Regions from separate parts of the Mus musculus genome. Here region 1 is linked to region 2. A link is a loop called in an ENCODE intact Hi-C map of the cell type or tissue named here. Cell type or tissue: heart. All regions are shown on one strand. Links, peaks and the distances in the headings refer to the core of each region. The heading gives the core; the rest is flanking DNA.

What was found. A loop is a pair of places that touch in the nucleus more often than their neighbours do. Peaks named below come from ENCODE experiments on the same cell type or tissue, not always from the same donor. Only the 100,000 strongest peaks of a DNase experiment are listed, where the experiment ranks them.
Region 1: it touches region 2 in a loop (5-fold over the local background); 1 of 42 quality-filtered maps calls a loop at or near these places.

Annotation. Positions count from the first base shown.
Region 1 is chrX:48,309,683-48,319,371 of GRCm38, reverse strand. No RefSeq gene overlaps it. Among named protein-coding and RNA genes, the nearest start is that of Bcorl1, 27 kb to the left of the region's middle. In heart, for the core only: no CTCF peak of the experiment used is centred there; a DNase peak (open chromatin) is centred at 4,591; H3K4me3 peaks cover 1,440 bases; H3K27ac peaks cover 1,059 bases; H3K27me3 peaks cover 1,119 bases.
Region 2 is chrX:48,377,708-48,387,396 of GRCm38, reverse strand. Bcorl1 (BCL6 co-repressor-like 1) reads right to left here. Exons shown (of 15, transcript NM_178782.4): 8 at 8,067-8,453; 9 at 3,252-3,475. Among named protein-coding and RNA genes, the nearest start is that of Bcorl1, 41 kb to the right of the region's middle. In heart, for the core only: a CTCF peak has its summit at 3,585 (motif pointing right); a DNase peak (open chromatin) is centred at 3,486.

The DNA.
Region 1 (9,689 bases), core at 2,884-6,883, 69 kb after region 2:
GGTGACATAAGGTGCGACCAGGCTGGTTTCGAACTCACTGTAATCTCACTGTCAACGTGCTCCCAAGGTCATGTGCTCTGCTTTCAGTTCTGGCTTAAAAGCCATTTCAGCCATTCCCATCATAGACTCCAATATCTTTTTCACTGCCCAGTTGTTGTTGTTGTTGTTTTCCTATTGAAACAGGGTCCCATGTAATCCTGGCAGCCTTCACACTTGCTATGAAGCTGAGGGTGGCAGTGAACGCCTGATTCTACCTGCTTCCACCTCCCAAGTGCTGAGATTCCAGCATGTGCCACCACGTCTGGCTCATTGTCTAGTTTCTTTACTGAGCAGTGTTTTATCTCTATGCCTCTAATGTAGCCCATTTTCTAAGCTAAAAAAATTTTTTTCAGTAAAAGCCAAAGCCCAGAGTTTTCAAACGCTATCTCAGGCAAAGCTCCTGAAACTCCACCAGCCATCCTTCTTTATGGTTTCTTTTCAGCCCTCGGCTGTGAGCACACCGGTCCCACCCTTCACCTGGCCCAGCCCTGGCCCCAGAGGAGAGTGTCTAAGAAATGGAAATGGGGGAGTGATAGGGAGAAATAAAACCACCGTGCTGTGGTTTGCAGTGACAGATCAAAGCTTGTTCTCTCCTGCTAGGAAAAATCAGAGCTCTTGGCAGCTTGGAGCAGGGTGTCCATGTAGCAGAAGAACATTGCTTGTAGGTAGAAGCCAGGCTAAAAAGCAACAGTAGTGAGGAGTGGCTGCCATGCAAGGGTGAGGATCCAGACTCACAACCTCCTTCCTATATCCTTGGATGTGACTGAACATCAGACAGTTGAGGCTTCAAGCCTATTCAGCCTAGAAAATTCTTCCCTTGAGAAAGATTCATTGTAGCCTAGGAGCTCCCCTGCCAAGCACAGCCCTGGCCTGGACGTTTGGGGCTAGTCCAGTTAGCAATGTCGCTCCCGGTAGTGACAGCCAATGCAGGGCAGGAGTGTGTAATTGCAACCACTTCCTGCCCCAGCTTGCCCTAGGGCTGGCTCCGCCCCTGAGGATAGTCGAGGCGGGGCCCAGGTACAGTGAGGGAGTCTGGTGGGGGCGGAAAGTGCTGCCTAGCAGCCTGCCTTTAAGGGAAATCAGCTGAGATTCATAAAAGGACGAGAGAGGGTGCCCTTCATTTGCGCCTGCCAGAATTAAAGAGGCACGGGACAAGTCTATTGGCATAACCTGTCTCTGTAAGAAAGGATCTAGATCACAATGCCTTTGATCAGTACCAATCTTAACTTTAGTCTTCATCATTCATCATGCTGGATTGGCAGACCCTTGGAGAGTCAGGGTCTACATGAAGAGATGGTATCTTCTCTGTCTAGGTCTTGAGCATTGTCCTGAGCAACTTAGAGTGCAGAAGAGAGGCAGGAGATGCGTGTTGCTGAAGACCCTGGAGGTGCACAAAATCACTATGCAAATACTCCTCATCTTTACCTGGAATTTCCAAGATCCACTAGCCATTTGTATGCTGTCTGACTACTCAGGCCTTGCAATGCCGTCTGAGTGGAGAGGATGTCCTCCTTAAGGCATCCTGGAATTGCCAAAGAAGGAAGAAATGGTACTCCCCTCAATTCTTCTTGAGGAGTCAGACATCTGAGTAGCTGGCTGGTTGAGATATATACTTTGTAGCAAAGATGGAGACCACGGTTCTGTCCCACCCTCTTGTGTTAGCTATATGACCTTGGGCAGCTTGCTTATCTTCGAGCTACACTCTCCTGGTGCAGTAAAAGGAAGCTACTAATGCTTGCCTTAGAGCTCCTGACAAATGTAAAATAGGACCTGTATGGGACTGTGCTTTGAAAGCTGTAAAGCACTATGCAAAAGCAAGGAACAGATAACGGGATTCTCTGGGTTGGAGTTGCAAGGACCTAGATGGGAAAATAAGAACAGAGCCCAGCTACAGAGTATCCTCTGGAGCAGGTTGCAAGAGGCTTTCACACACAGGTAGGGGTTAAGCCTGTGTAGACTTCGAAGTCGCAGTCGGAGTTGGTTCTGAAAGGGAAAAAAAAAATCCTCAAGGAGATGGAGGGTAGGGGGAAGCCTTGCTATCTCTCCTGTTGAGTCCTGGTCGCCATGTGAAGAAAGGCCAGTGGTGGGTAATGGTTTTATTTGGGAGGAGGAGTTGGCCTGTCAGGACCTTTAAGTGTAAGACGGCAGCTGGAAGTTCGCTACTCACATACCTCACAGGCAGTGCGCACATGCTCCTGGAATGAGCACAGGATGTTTTCCGCCTCTACAGGCTGGGGCAGCGGGGAGGGGTGGGGCAGAGGGGAGCTGGGAGAGCCAAGCACACTCGGTGACAGCTGCAAACCTGACCTGTAGGCTTCTTTATCCCCCTTTGCATTCTGGCAAGGGTGGCCTGGCCTGGGTGACCCCTGCCCTCCCTTCTTTGATCTGCACGAACCCTGTCCTCCTCCTCCACTCAGATGGGACCATTCTCACTGGCTTGATAGATCCTGTGCAATGGTGGCACAGGTTTCAGATATATCTATGGCTATACATGTCAGCAGATTCTGGCAGGTGCCAACATACAAACACATGTTATACATATGCATACTCAAGGTATGAAGAACAAAAGACTGACTTTGTACTGAGGAACATCTCATCTGCAAAAGAAATTTTCTGAGAGCACCTTAGAGAGTCCTTCTGGCTCCAGTGTTCAGTGTTTTGACACCTTGAATTGAGGTTACTTTAAAAGCCAGGCCAATGAAAAAACATCCACCAAAACAGTTGTGATTGTTGGCTGTTGATTTGTCAGATAGTTGGGTTTGAAGACGTTCAGAAAGACAGTTACTTGATGTGAGGTAGCATCCTCTTACTTTACAAGGTGTGGTCTTATACTGACACCCAGACTGTGTGGTACATTGGCTTTTGTATATCAGCTGAGTTTGAGCATTTACATCAGTGAGTGTATCCATGGATGCATGTCGAAGTTGCATCAAAGAATAGGAAAGGCAAACGAGAGTCTGTCAATTAACAGAATCCCTTCCATTTCTAGGTCATTTAGTCAACAGCCCTTTACTGAGCTAGGAAGTGTGTGGGGAGCTAGAGAGATAGAAATAAATAAGGTGTGGTTTCTGCCCTCCAGGGGCTCACCTTCGACGGGGCAGACAAACACATAAACAAATAATTACAATACAATGTGATAATAGAGGCATAAAGATTAAGACTGCATTAGGAGAGCACAGAAAAAGGACCAATTAATTCTGCCTGGGGGTGTCCGAGGCAGAAACTATGCCAGTAATACTCTCACTTTACAACCGTTCTAAAACCCTTGAATTATTACCGTCACAGTCTTACTTTCAAGCCATTTAAGACTTGCACCTTTGTCACGCCCTGGCCCCCTCCTCGAGACAAAGCTAGGAAGATTCAGGAAATCATCCAGGAGAACTTGGGCATGTCTAGTGAGCAAGGAAGCGGGTTTTGGATTGAAGAGTGAGGTTGTGGGAAGAGAACCAGTGTTTCCAAGCAGAGGCACAGAGGGCCTGTCTGCACAACCAGAAGAGGATTGGCCAAATGGCATGCTGGGATCAAAACAGCTCACTGGGAGCAACTGCTACCCAAACCTCTCTCAGTTGGGGGTGGGGGTGGGGAGACGACAACGTGAGGATTGAAGTTGGTGGTGTCATTGGTTTAGCTAGTAGGGACTTAGGAGTGGGGAGTGAGAGAGAGACCCCCGGGACAGAGAATCCAGTCCTCTCTGCCTGTCCAAATGCTGTGGATGGAGATCACCTTCAATGGGCATGTGCTTTGTGTTCTCTGCACTAAGAATAGGGCTGCATTAGGGGTCACTTCTATTTTGCCAAGTGCTTCTAGTGAATGGCAGTGCTGACTTGTGAGATGGTCCCTGATGGGCTGGAACGTCTCTAAAGTTAATATGGAGAGAAGCTAACTAGCTGGATGGAGGGCGGAAGCAATGATCTCTGGATTCTGCACTGGGTTCTAACCATTGCCTTATCCAAGAGACGGTCCGTGGGAAATGAATCTCTAGTCACTACCCTTACCCAAATCTATCGCCTCTCTCCTTCCTTACCCTTGGGACTACCACTTCATCAGGACCAGGGCATTCTCTCCCTTCCTGTACACCCTCGATCTTTATACCTAAAGATGCTACTGCGAAGAGAAGCCTGGGATTGTGCCTTGAATGACCCCCCTAACACATCTGGATTTTTTTCGAGTTCAGGCCAGCCCCCGAAACGGACCCCAGGGAAGTGCCAGATGGAGAGGGCCGGCGATGGGCGGTGGGGAGGGTGGGCAGCGCGGAGCGAAGGGCCTGCCTTTTCGGACTCCCTGCCCCAGGACTAAGACCGTCCCAAACTTCCTGTTTCTTCTGGCCGCTCTGACCCCAAGGGCTGCGGCTCCAAGATAGCTCAGGGCCTGGAAGTGCATGCTGGGTAAGGGCAGACGACCGGGGAAAGCGAGCTGCTGGCAGTAGTCAGCGCCCGGCTGGTGTGGGCACGATCTCCGCTTCCTTCTCCCGCGGTCGTGCTTTGCTCGCGGGATGTGCATCGGGCAGGTGGCTGGGAGGCCCTTGACACCGAGGGCTGTGGGAGGAGCCTAAGGCGGGCGGGGGTGGCCCGAGGGGCGTGGGTGTGGGCGTGGGCTGGGAGTTTCTGCATCTTAAAGAGATGCGGAGTTGCCTTCTCCACAGGCCGAAGTTCGAGCCGACCTCGCCTCTCCAAGTGCAGGAAATCCTGGAGTGGCAGCGCAGCCTGCTTGGCCCAGTCCAGGACCGGAGCTCTCTAGCCCCGCTGAAGCTCTACAGGGAGCAGTTTAGGGCCAGTAAAAGGAACTCTGTCCTTGTTCAGCGAAGACAAAACGGAATGCAGCTGGCAATCGTCTCCCCTAAAGTGGGATTGGAATTTTAACAACAACAACAAAAAAAGTGCAGGCAGATGCTCCGCTGGACTCCTTAGAGAAATGAAGGTGATGCCAATCAATGAGAGGAAGAGGTCGGAAAGGGCAGCTCAGTTCCCTGGTCCTCAAGATAGATTGCTGGGGTTGGGTAGAGGACTTGCTTCAAAGGTGGAGGAGAGGAAAGGTTTTGGAAGGATTATTTGATACATAAAGGTGGTTAGTTAAGTCAGAAGAGAAGTTAAACTCTGAACTCTCCTCTCCTCTTCCTTTGGGGCCACGCACATCCTGCGCACAACTGAATCTCCCTTGTAACTTCCCTCAGCCTCTCAATCTCAATTTTCCTTAGTCTTCGGCTCTTCACCGTGTTTACTTGGGATCGCGAGGAAATCGTTGTTATACTCTCCCTCAGCTCGCTGCAGGGGTCCATGTTGAATGTGGGGTCCAAACAAAATGAGAGGTAGGCTACACAAGACACAGACACGCAGGGGCCTGACTTCACAGATTACCGCCCCTGATTGTTTTATTTTTCTATTTAATTATTTACTTATTGAGGCGGAGTCTTGCTAGGTACCTCAGACTGGTCTGGACTTCACCACGGAGCCCACACTGGCTTTGAACTTGATTGAGCTCCTTCAGCATTTCAAAAACACAAGCAGCTTCGCTCAGTTTATGGCTCCCATTTTGAAGGTGGAGAAACTGAGGCCACCCAGATGGCTTAATCATTTGCTGAGCTCACGCAGGGAGATGGTAATAGAGATTAGAATGGGGTTTGTGCTTCGGGGTCAGATTAAGCAGCCATATTCTCCCCCAAGTCCCTCTAGCTCGCCACTTCAAATGGCTGAATGATTCTTTATTAATTCTCGTTGCCATAGTTTTGGTAGCATGTTTTATTGTTTCTGTCACCTGTGCTAGGTCATAAGTATTCAAGTGATGGAGATGATTTTTTTGTTTTGTTTTTGTTTTTCGAGATAGGGTTTCTCTGTATAGCCCTGGCTGTCCTGGAACTCAACTTTGTAGACCAGGCTGGCCTCGAACTCAGAAATCCGCCTGCCTCTGCCTCCCAAGTGCTGGGATTAAAGGCGTGCGCCACCACTGCCCGGCTACAATGGAGATGATCTTAACATCACAGCTTAGTGCCCACAAGAAGGCTGGCATATACGGAAGGCATTCAAAGCTTCTTTTTCTAATGCTAGAAATGAGGATTTAGACTTCTAAGCTTTTCCTGGTCAAGCCATCCACCTACACACCTGGCTTGGAAGTAGTACTCCTTTAGGGGTAAGACCTGTCTACTGCCACATAGCACCTTCTGTACCCTGGCACTTTTCTTCCAACACCAATGTATGGCAGGCAGTGCAAACATGCATGCATATCAGCACAGAGCCCTGCTGCTTTTCAAAAATATCAGTAGTTGCAGTATGTCTTGGCAGGATTTGGAAGGGACCCTGCACAGTGAGAAGAAGTATCCCTTACCCCCCCTTATTTCCCTGACCCCTCAAAGACTACAACTAGCCACAAACCACATGGCCCACAAGCAACTGAGATTTGTGGCCTTTGGAACTTCCCAGGGCAGGGGTCAGTAAGGAGGTCAAAGGGGGTGTGGGCATCACACAGTCCAGAGTCATTACTCTAATGCCCTCTGGGAGAGTTTCCAATCAATGGCTCTATTTGTCCTCCCTTCAGGGAAGACTGGGGGTAGGGCAGCAGGGGTCTATTATCAAGCCCACCCCCACAACACTGCCTCCCAGAAGCTCACCCTGGGGCCTGGCATTCTATCCAGAAGACAGAAACCAGAAATGGGACTATATCTCTGGGCCTGAGCAGGTAGACTGTAATAGTCTGGAGTTTTATTGGAGGATCTATGACATTTAAAGAGCCAGCAAGATCACTTTGCTTCCTGTGCTCCACCCCCTTTAACCACCACATTTTGAATGACTCGTTTTCAGGAAATGTCCCCCACCCCCAACTCCTCACGGTGTTCTTTCTAGGAGTCTTAGAATCATTCCATGTAAGAAACAGATAGGATAGTATAATGGTTAAACACCTGAAGCTGGACAATGACTAGACCTGGATTTCAAACTCAGTTTTGCTATTAGGTAATAATGAAACCTCTTTTAATTTAGAGGTCTGGACTTTTATTATCTGCACCATATTTGCTTTCTCTTCTAAACAGGGACAATAATAGTACCCACCATATATATTGATTCAATATAATATATGCTATATACAGTTGCCACTTGGGAAGAGCTCAAGAAATAGTGGCCATGGTAACCATTTTTATTAGTCTTTGTCGCAAACAAGTACTATTCTACTTGTTACCTATGGGGCCCAGAGCACTTCACAAGTCAAGTCATTCTGCAAGATCCTGGAGAGATGGAATTCTTGCTGGCACCCCTCCCCGCACAGCCTTTGGGTCATTCGATATGGGATTGGCCAGGGCTATGCCCCACTGTAGAGTAAGTGTGGCTGTGGCTACAGGCAATATCCCCTGAGGGGACTTAGCTTTATTGACTAAGATAGCATTAAGTGGCCAGCTGTGTGTGTGTCTGTGTCAGATAAATAGTCCCAACATCGTATCTAAAATGCCTACTCCTGGCATGTGGGCCAGGTAAGCACCCTGGAAGCAGCCTCTAGCTAAGAGCTTACATTTGCAGAGAAGCTACTGTGGAAATGTTTTTGCCTGATGCGCTTGTTCTATCCAGCCTTTTAAAAAATTTTACCCATGTAAATAATGGGAATTCGCTTTTGATTCCAAACTGTGGCGGTGGGTTCAAGTGATGATAGTTGCTAGTGGTAGAAGGAAGACGGTTAGTTCGGTACGTGCTGGGCACAATGGCGGAGAAACAATATATGGTTCTGTCCAGAGTTCACCAATATGTAGGTTCAGCTCTGCCTTGACAAGACATTTTATCTCAGCGTTATTGTTTTTGTTGTTGTTGTTATTCTACATAGAGTCTTAGCTTGGTCTGGAACTCTCTATTTGCCTGTCTCAGCTTCCTCTTGAGATCTCGCTTCTGAATTCATCCTTATTCGGTTTGGACTACAAAGTGGAGAGAATGCATATCTCCCATCAGACTCAGGGCTGTCCTGAGGCTGGAGATATTGTCACACACCCCTCCCCAAGCCTCCCCACCCAGGACTGGGAGCTTTCTGAAATTGGAGCCCTGCGTCTCCTCCCTTAAGCTGGCGATTCTCCAGCCCGAGGAACCAAACGAGCTGCTTCCATACTCAGGAGCATCTCCAGGACTAGTGAGTGCCCTATGCATTTTTTGGTATTCGAAGCACCCAGAAGCTTGGCATCTAAGGCAGAGCAACTGGCTCGAATCTGGCCAGAAAGGTTGCCTGACGGGCAGAACTCCTGTCCTCTGGCTGGCCAGAACGAGAAGGTTGTCCATTGTAGGAAGACGGAGGGCCCACGTGGTGGGTCCCTGCAAAGGGGTGCTCCGGAGTCGGTTCAGGCCCTTTTATCTGCACCCCCCCTCCCCGCCGCCGCGCAGAAACCCTCTCCCCAAAGAAGGCTGGCTGCCTAGGGAGGGCCCGCAGGGGAGGGGAAAGGAGAGAGCATGAGCACTGTGGGGGCTGGGAGAGGCTGGAGAGGCTGGAGAGGTGGTGGAGGGCCGAGGGCCAGAGACCAAGCAGCAAGGAGCCGCCAGAGTCGCTGGAGAACGCAGAGGAAAAAAGAGGAGGAAGGAAACTCATTCCGCCCCAGACACCAAGTATCTCCTGTTACCAGCGGAAAGGTGCTGCCTCAGAAGAGGTGATCAAAGCCATTGAGAGCGGGCGATCACGTGAACAGAGAGAGAGAGAGAGAGAGAGAGAGAGAGAGAGAGAGAGAAGAGAAGAGTAAAAAGCGGACCGACAGACAGACCAACAAAGAGCCTAAGAGCCCAGAGGGAGGCCAGCAAGGAGGAGGCATGGACCAGGGGCTAAAGGAGCAGAAAGGAGAGCTCAGTGCATGGGCCCACTCCCTCTTTTTCCTTCTCTCTCTCACCATCAACTCTCCAGTCTCACACTTAGGGGGCCCAGTGACCAAATGGGAACTGCAGGGTCTGTTTGCCTGCCTAAGAAGCCCTTTCTTCTCCATCACACTCTGTCTACTCGGCTAGGTTTGACACTTCCCTCTCCCAGAACAACAAAATGGGCAGTAATTGGGCTTGGTAAATACTACTCCTTTCCAGCTTGCAAAGTACAGGGAATTCCCTGTTATCTGCAGGGGATGGGGTGGGGGTGTAAGCTCCCTCTAGGCCCTTGGAGTCTGGAATCCCCCTGACCTTAGAGTACCCCTCAAGGCCACTGGGACATGAGACCCAGGGTACCCAGAGTTCACTGAGCAACAACAAACGAAGGGTTGGGTAGGAGTCTAACTGTGCCAGGCAGAGTGCTAAGCGCAAGGACCTGCTGAACTGGACAAAACAATGCAGTCTGCCTTCTGGAAGCTTTTATTGTGAAGAGAGACAGGTCACAGACAGGCAGAAAAGACCAACTGCAAAAAGGTCTATACCAAGTGCCAGAGGGAATATGGAGGATGGAGACAGAACAGAACCTTTAGGAGGTAGGGGTTGGAGCAAAGCACTCAAGAGTTCTGGAGGCCAAAGAATGTAGGGACAGGTGGAGGAACTGCTCTGAACAGAAGGGCTGAAGCAAAGACCAACTCATAGTTGAACCTTCGTTGGTTCACAGTTATAAAGGGAGATCTGTCATTTTAAAACAAACTGAACTGTAAACATTGCTATTTTTCTTTATCTAATTGCAGACCCTACTGCCGGCCCCTTGTTGCCACTGATTACTGGGAATTGGCTATAATT
Region 2 (9,689 bases), core at 2,037-6,036:
TGACGATCCTATCCCTGAGGGTCCAGCTCTGTGTAGCTCCCTTCCCACACTGGGATAAGGTTTACCCAGGTAAGACTACAAAGGGAATGGGGTGTCACTTCCAAAGTCAGGTTCCAAAAGACACTATGGCACCTTTTTGGTTCTCTCTCAAATTATTTTCTGTGAGAAAAGACCTTTGAGGGGATCCACGAGGAAGGGAATAGAGGCCTCCTCCCAATGGTCAGCATCATTTTGCCAGCTACGTGCACAAACTACATACACCAGAAACACACCGATGTAGTCCTGCCTAACACCTGGACTGTGACCTCACACAAAACCCCACACTGGGCTCAGCTAAGCTGTTCCTGAAACCCTGAGCTCCAGAAACTAAAAGATGATACGTGGCTATCTGCTTCTGGTTATGCGGGGCCGCTAGATTTCAGAGTGACTGTTTATGCTAAAAACACGAGCATCTACTCAAAGCCCCCCCGAGCATCCGAAGCTCAGTCCAATCCTGTCCTCTGCACTTTTCTGCCCTCTGGCCCCACTGCAAGTCCAAAGCCTACTCAGAGTTTATCCTCTGACATCTCACTTCTTATTTTCTTGCTGTTTTCCATGGGTAGTTGAGTCTTGAAACCCCTAGGAAGTTTTTTTTTCTTAATTTCCATTAGGATTCTGTCTTACTACTTTGCTTAAGCTGGCCTTCAGCTCCAGGATCAAACAAGCCTTCTTTACCCTCTACACGTAGCTCTCGCTAGTTCTTAAGTTCCTTAGGGGCACCGGTCCCACTGTCACCTTCTCAGTTGTTGCTTACGGCACTGAAGTCAGAGCTGGGCGCATTACAATTATGTGTTGCCTTGATTCAAGCTATCCCTGTACAAAGCCTGGGGAGTCAAAAAAAGTTACCTAGAAAGTTCCATAAAGTCAAGGAAGGGGCACTAAGAGATAAATGATACAGGGCCAGGGAATCTATGCCCTCGGGTAAATTTCAACAAGTCTTGATCAGTTTCCATGGCAGAACGGTGGAGGCACAATCCCTAGCAAGAAAACACTAACTATATGATACTGCTTTATTGCTAGGAAGATGGAAACTATAACACCAGGACTGGAAACCATGGGGAAATGGACTCAGGTTTTGTGACACTAAGCCAGCTCCAGTAAGTTCCTTTCTGAAAGCCAGGCTGCCAGAGCAGGCAAGAAGGCTGCCCGAGAGGGGGAGGGGTGAGACCATGTAAGGGGACCCCTCCCCCCTCTTCCTCCTGGCTCTGAGCCCCTGTGGGAAGAGGCTCTTGTCCAATGCTGCGCTTTAGTGTTGCAGGAGCATCCCCCATCCTCCCCCTGCCTTGCTTCCTACTACAAAGCCCCGTGCCATGGGGGCAACTGGAGCAGGTGTGGTGACTGGGAGAGAAAGAAAGGCAGGAGGGGGAAGGGAGGCTGCAGGGAGAGACAAAACCCTCTCCAGGAGAACATTTTAGCAGACCCGGTGCCAGCCAGAGCAAGCACACAGAAGCATGAGTGTGCTGCTGAGCCCTTTGTGTGGGATGGGGCCAGGGAAGATGGGAAGGAGGGCAGGACCCGGGGACCTCTACCTGTCTCAGAACTGTTTAAAGATGGTAGTGTTTTCTGCCTACTAACCTACTTCCTAGGGAGGCCCAGAAACGGGCAGAAAGCAGTTACTCAGAGACTGCAAGACACATTGACAACCTAGGCCTCTTCCTCAGGCAGACAAATTTGTTTCATGTCCTGATTCTGGCAAGGAGGACCACTGAGTCACCTCTCATAAGTCTTTACTGTAAAATGACTGGAATATAAGTGCCTACCTCTAAGAAGTACTTGGGAATTAAGAGCACCAACAGGAGAGCTGGAGTAAAAGCAACTTTGCCATACAAGCATGAGGATATGAGTTCGAATCCCCAGAACCCATATAAAAGCTGGACTTGTGATACAAGTGCCTATAAACCCAGTACTCTATGGGAAGATGGGAGGTGGAGACAGAAAAAAATCCATTCCTGCTTACCCAGTGCATGCAGCAGAAAAACAGAGAGACTGTCTCAAACAAGGGACCTACACCCGAGCTTGTCCTCTCACCTCTACACACAATATAAGCACATACATTAAATAAATAAAAAGTGACAAGAAGAAAGAGGCGGCCAGAGCCAAGCACGTGTCTGTACTCTCCCAGTGGCTCCTATCAGTCCTGTAGTCTATGGGTTTGGGATAATGGATTCCCTGGCATGCCAGATCACAGTTGGTCTGGCTTTCCCTCTAGTTCTCTCATTCCTGTCTCTGCCTGAAGTGCAAGGATGCATACTGACCCTCAGAGAACACTTTCCGTTATCAAAGCCTGTCACAGACATTGCTTTTGTTCCCCCCAAGTACTCCTGTGAGACAGAAGGGGCAGGGAGCATCAGCTCCATTTAAAGATGAGCAAATAGACTTGAGTGTCTTGTCTAAGCTGCAACAAGGATTCACGGGGGAGGAAGAGGTGGGCAAAGACAAGCATCTATCCCTCACTGGTATCATTTGGGAATTCCTACTTGAAAGCCAGACAGAAGAATAAGAGCTGTAACTAACCAAACCAGCCCAACGTGGTCATTTGATTTTCTGTTGTCAATGGCAGATACCTATCACAGGTACACGCTGGACCTGCAACTCACTTCCTTCAAAGGACTATGCCATTCTTCTTTAGCGGTACATTGTAGAATCTGACAGCGCTGCAAGTGTTATGAACCGCAGAAGCAAATGAACTGGTAATTTTGAAAAGGGTTCAAAGAATGCTTGCCTGGCTAACTGCTAAGTACCCAATTCATTCGCTGCTAGGCTTCCTCCAGAGGCAAAGGAACAGGGGACAGGATGGAGACAGCAGCTAACCTGGACCCTTAAACCTTGGTCTAGGTAACAAAATCCTGGCTTCAACAAGTTACACTCTACCTTAGTTGTCTCAGAAAGTCAGACAGGAGCTTCTTGACTGGATGTTAACAATCTGTTCAGGCTAATACCCTGCCATATTTAAAAATGAGGTACAAGGATTGTTAGGGAAAAGAAATCAGGGGTCAAACCCCATAATTAACTATAACTTCAGTTTCCACTGTTTGAATGTGTCCCGCGTTTCTAGAATACTTTTAGAATACTTTCATACAGCTCAGTGGCCCCCTCCCCCATCTACTTGTTTCCTTTGCCCTCTGGGAGAGAATTACAGCTAGACAGACGTGCTAGAAAGTCGGCCTCTCTAGCCCACGGTCGTCATATTGGTCCCTTTGGTGGCTACATACCCTTGCCTCTTCTGAGGCGTTTGCCATGTGCTTGGTCTTGCACTTTCGCTTTCCTGACGGCTTTTCTGGGTTTTCAAGGCAGGCTGGCTCCTCCAGGTTATCTGGAAGGAAACCGTTTGGTGAGTCCGAGATCCCCTGGGCTTTGCTGGACAAGAGAAGGTTCCTGTTCCTGAGGCAGTGCTCTGAACTTTGGGAGGAAGTCTTCTGCTTACGGGCCTTTGAATCTGAACAAGAAACAGGAAAGAACGACTGTCACAGAAATGGAACACCATCCTTTAGTGCTTTACCATGCAAATTCCCCATCTATCCGTGGGAGGCGCTTCCCAGACCTGCCAGCAGGGGGCAGCCCATCTAACTGGCCCCCAAAATGCGGGTCATTTTGAAAGGATCTCCCCATAGCTCAGAGCAAACCAGAATCTCTTTTCAGCCTTTCTCTACCCCCTCCCTCTCCAAAATCAAAAGCAACTTGGCAGTTTTGCTGAAGTATCAATCAAGTACAGTGGGGTTCAAGTACAAAGTGGAGGGCTAACTTTACGAGCTCAGTTCTCCTCACCTCTAACTGCCTGTCAGTTCCTGTCTGAAGATACCAAGGTAAATGCAACAGACACTCCCCAGCGCAGTATAGGCCTACTTGTGTGTAATGGCAGAAAGATACTGCCTTCCCTGATTGGAAATCAGGTAATTGGTATCACAGGGCAACAACATGTGTCTAAAATTGTAATTTCAAAAAGGTCTACTGCAAACTCCACTAGCAAGAGCCTCACCCCATAGGGTCTGCCTTAAACCTCTTGTGTAGGTGACATAAACCATTCACTTGTATCGATTGGCAATGGAGATGCATGGCTTGTGTGTGTGGCTATGTCTGTATTTGTAGGTGCTGTAATGAGCAGTTACAGAGGTCAACATCAGGTGTCAGGCCCCTCCCTCCACCTTGTATTGAGGGAGGGTCTCTCTTATTTGTTGCTGCACTATTTATTATATGACTTCAGTGCAAGCTCTAGGGGGAAGGGGTATCTCCGTCACAAACCTGAACACCAAGCCTAGCACACAACAGATCAGTAAGGCTATGAATGAAGTAGCTGCAACTTCAGTTTCTACCATGTGTGAAATGAAGAGACTGGAATCCCAGAGTTCTCAACTCACTGCCACCCCAAACTTGAAATGGACTCTCATCTGTAAAACTGCCAAAGGCAGATGCAGATGTAGGAGTCTCTATTCAAGACCAGTGAATTGGCTGGGGTGGGAGGTAGCGCAAGCCTTGAATCTCTGTGAGTTGGAAGACGGCCTGGTCTATGTCGTGGGTTCCAGGACTGCAAGGACTATGCAGACAGAACTTGTCTCAAAACAATAACAACAATAAAAGGAAATTGCACAACTGGCTGTAGCTTATGGATTTAGGAAAGAAGCCCTAGCTATCATACTATCCTTCTTCCACCTAGTGTATTAGTGGGTCCTCACAATATGGCCAAGAAATGCTGTGCTACATGGTCTCTGACACTTCCAGCAAGAACATTCAAACTCAGGTCTTTTTACCCCATTTTTAGTCTTTTTAAAATGTTTTCCCTCTCTCCAAAAACCTAAAACACAAACATGAAAAACAAAAATGAATCAGCATGGCAAAAAAATATGAAAACAAAACAAAAAGCCCATTAAAAAAAAACATGGAGTATGTTTTGTGTTAGCCAACTACTGTGTGCATTCAACCTGGACTAGTGTGTGGTTGATATACCCAGCGACACTCATTGAACAAACCCAATTCTCACTTGCCCAGCAGGTATCCCTGCTCCCTTTTGTTCTGAGACAGAGTTTCTCTGTAAAACCCTGGCTGCCTGGAGAAGCACCTGCCTCTGCACCCTGAGTGCTAGGGATTCTGCACTGCTTCTTTTATTTTATTTTTAGAGACAGGGTTTCTCTGTGTAGCCCTGTCAGTCTTGGAACTCACTCTGCAGAGCAGGCTGACATGGAACTCAGAGGTCGGCCTGCCTCTGCCTCCCATGTCCTAGGATTAAAGGCGTGCGCCACCACCTCCTGGCTTGTTTTATAGACATGGTCTCAGTATATGGTCCTGGATGACCTGAAACTCACTATGTAGACCAGGTTAGTCTAGAACTCATAAAGATTCGCCTACTTCTACTTCTTGAGTGCTATAATTAAAGGCATACACCCACCATACTCAGCCTTAATCCAGAGCTTCTGACCCAACAAGAGGGTTAAAGCAAGAGGAAGAAACAGAACTGTGCCTTGTGAAAACCGTGGAGAGCACGGAAAACCACATCTCGGAGTTCAATAAAGAAGGAAATAAACAGGCATCTACTCCATGTAACCAAGGGCAGGGCAAACTCTGGAGTGTACTCAGTTGCAGAAGAACCAGAGCTTTATGCTAGCCTACAAAAGCACAGAGTGTGCAGGGGACAGGTAGGCACATGGAAAGAGCTGTTTCTACCTCTTTCATAGAATGAAAAGGAAGCGAGCCAAGCACAAGATGAAAGGAGAGGCCATGAGAGTTAGAGAGGAGGGTGATCTACCTGGCTTGTCCGTTTCCTACTTCTCTGACCCTGGCCTGAAAGCCAAATAGTGTAGGTAAGGAGACTTGAGCTTTCTGAGGAGGGGCGTGCTTGTCAAAACTCACCCCCCGGCCCGGGGTTAGAGAGATGCCTCCGTGGTTAGGAACACTAGATGCTCTTCATGAGGACACGGGTTTGATTCCCAGCACTCACACAGAATCACAATGATCTGTATTGCAGTCTGGAGGTTCTGGTGCCCTATTCTAGCCTCCTCAGTAAGTGCCTGCATGTGCTGCACAGACATACATACAGGAAAAGCACCCATAAACATAAAAAAATCAATAAAAATATATTTTAGCCGGGCGATGGTGGCGCACGCCTTTAATCCCAGCACTTGGGAGGCAAAGCAGAGGCAGGCAGATTTCTGAGTTCGAGGCCAGCCTGGTCTACAAAGTGAGTTCCAGGACAGCCAGGGCTATACAGAGAAACCCTGTTTAAATATATATATATTTTTTTTTAAGAAATTTCTGCATGAAAAGATTTGCTAACACCAGTGGCTTCAATGCATAGCTCCCAAAAATACTCAGAGAGGGAGAATGACCTACTTCTCAATAGTTTGGGCTGCCCTTAAACAAGCAAGATACCTTGATCACTGGTATTCAGTATGTTACTGCAGATGGTCTAGCAACGGCTAGCTAAGCCCCTATCATGCATGCTGTGGCAACGTCTATCTCAGTGTTATGGACTAGCTAGCAAATAGGTCCAGGCAACTCCAAAGAGGTCCTTCTGACTGAAAGAGCTAGTATCATGTGCCTTTAATCCTAGTACTTGAGAGGCAGAGGCAGGTGGATCACTGTCAGTTTGAGGCCAGCCTGGTCTACAGAGTTATTTTCAGGACAGCCAGAGCTTTATAGTAAAGAGACCCTGTCTCAAAGGGATAAAAAAGATATTTTAAAAAGAAAAAGAGAAAGAAAGGAAAGAAGGAAAGAAAGAAAAGGAAAGGAAAATAGATTTTAAAAGAAGAAGAAGAAGAAAGAAAGAGCTGATAGCTCCAGGAGAGGCTCCCAAGCTAGGCAAGCAGCCTTCATTAGAGAGGACTGAGTAATACACACACTGCTGGGCGTCCTAACAAGCGGCTGAGGCCAATGGTTTGACAATTCATTCATGACCAATCCATTACAGTTCCGGCAAAAGAAGGGCAAAATTGCCCCACTTGTTCAGACAGTTGATGAAAATGAGCTCAATTACTCTTGAGCGTGGGGACAGGTATCATATACACCTCCACTTCAACAGAGTCAGAAACGAGGTTAAGCCTTCTCGGCATTATAGCATGCCCAGGAACTATGGCCTACAGAATGTGAGCTTGGTTTGTTTTAGATAATAAGGGGACTATACATATTTATCACCAGCTAAAAGTGAATACACTGTAAGAGACAATCGATTGTTATTTCAAGGGAAGAGGCCAGAGAATAAGAAGAGACAAATGTGTTGCTATGGAATCCAGAGATGAGCTTTTTTTTTTTTTTTTTTTTTTTTTGCTCAATTAGAAAGCCACTATGGGAACAGTCCTGAGCGGCACTTAATGAAGTACCCTGGTATGAACAAGCTTTTTATGACTGTCTATCCTTCCATGATGGTATTTAAGCATGAGCCATGGCCATAGAAAGTTTTCTTTTTGAACTGCCTGCTTTCACAGCTCAGGGCCACCTATGTCACCTCAAAACTTTAACTCTAAAAAAACCCCTTGTGGCTTTACCTGAGAAAGCAGAGAGTTTTACATATTTCAGGTTTTCTATTGCCTTTAGAATTACTACATTTCATTTTAGTTTGTGAGCAGAAGCATGCCAGGTGTGGCAGCCAATGCCCTCCCCTCCCTCTTTGTTTTGAGACAGGGTTTCACTATGTAACCCAGGCTGTCCTCAAACTCACTGTCCTCTTACCTCAACTTCCTGACTGCTTGGATGGCAGACGTATATACCACACCTGGCTTGTCTTACTTTTAAACTGAATATCACAGAAAAAAAGAACCTATAGTCTCCAAAAACTTGACTCTGTCAAGCCAATCATAACTCGCTGATAAGACAGTGGCCCAAGCCAACAATATCACAGTGGCTTGGACCACAGGTTCAGATATACATTTTTAAAAGGCTAGTTTGTAGACTAGTTTGTGTTCATTCATTCTAGATTCAAAGGCACATACTCAAGATGGATCTGTGTATCCCACATGTGAAGACTATAGTACCAGGTTCCTGTCAGTCCTAAGGCTCCAGCTGACGTCACAACAGGAACAGCAGCCTAGAGCCAGCCTTACCTGCTCTCCCTTTCCGCCTCTGCTCTTCTTGTTCAATCAGGTACTCCCCGGTCTGGTATTTTCGGCTCTTCTGCCGTCTCCGTTTCTTTCTCTTCACGAGGCCCTCTTCCTCATCATCTTCCTCCTCTTCATTGGTGTCCCACATTTGCCGGGCAGCCTCTGTCCTCCAGGGCATCTCTCGGGCTCGCCACAGATGCCTGCGGCCTTGGCTCAGCAGGGTTTTGTCCTGGGCATGATGGCTGCGGTACTGGGTATCCCTTTGGGTCTTTCTGACTTTTCTCCTCTTTGCTGGGGTGGGAGCGACCTCCTCCTCTTCCTCTGTAGGGAAAACCTCCTGGCTTCCCATGTCACTGTCTGCCATACCAGCAAAAGAGCTACAGATGCTACCTACGGATGGGATATGTACAGAAGACATTCAGGTACTTCTTCAAGGCATTACGTATGGTATTGACACAGCTTCCCTGGAGTAGAAATTTGTAGAACTGAGTTCAAGGTCAGGCTCTGTCAGTTATTAGGGGTACACTTATCTCGAAGGACTGTTCTGGGGGCTCAAGTGAAGTCTTCCACTCTTAAGTACGTACTTTATAGAGTCCAAAATACCATGAAGTACTAGGAACCATCCTCACTCCTCCCCAGTGCAGTGTTAACTTGAATCCCACTCACAAACTCTCAGTGATGATGAGGAGCCAAGCACTGCATGAAGGGCAGGAGAGAGCTGTAGTCCTCTGCTGGTTGGCAAATGGGAGCAAATGAGTAAGGAAGTCTGGGGTGACAACTTAGGTCCTAATAACCTTGTGGTTCCACCAATATGGCCAAGAGAGCTACCTTGGCCAAGCAGAATTGACATAAAAGAAGAGTGTCTCTGACAGAGAGGAAAGGCAGGGAGTCCCTTTCCTATGCCACAATCTGATTCAGGCATGTCCCAGTGGAGTACAGTAGGCCCTCTTCCATTAAACTAATCCTACCTCTTACATAGTTGCAGAAGTTCAAGGATGGACTTTTCTCTCTAGTCTGTCTGCCCATCCACTGCAGCTGTTCCTTGCTGCTGGACAAGTACAAGGCCGATCACCCCAGGACAAACAGCATCTTTCCTATCCTCTTGGGTCACCTTGCCAAGAGGCTATTCGCTCTCTCCCTACTTACCCTTAACTTGGCTAACAGTAAAAGCACAACCCTAAATTGGCCTGGTTTTACACCACAGATCTCACACCTTCCTTAGAAGGAGCAGTACTATGTTTCTCCCGAAAGCCTAGCTGTTAACTCAGCAGTATCTACACCCTAGTAAGGTCAGCAGAAGAAAAAGGTGGTTGGAGGGGAAAAAACCAAACCAAACAAACAAACAACAAAAACCCCACCCTAGACCAAAGCTTCAAGTTGCTCAAGTGCTTAAAGACAACAACTATCCCACTAAACTTTGCATTATATGGACCAGGCAGGGAACAGAGTGTTCTAGTTAACCTAATATTCTGGTTAATACAGAATCGCACAGAAATCACCAATTTCCAAAGAATCAAATACAGTACAATGTGTTTAACACAAAAATGGGACTGGCAAGAATGTAATCACTCTTTGATGATTCAGAGGACACTTCAGGACTTTGTGAGGCCGCCAGGCCATCATTCT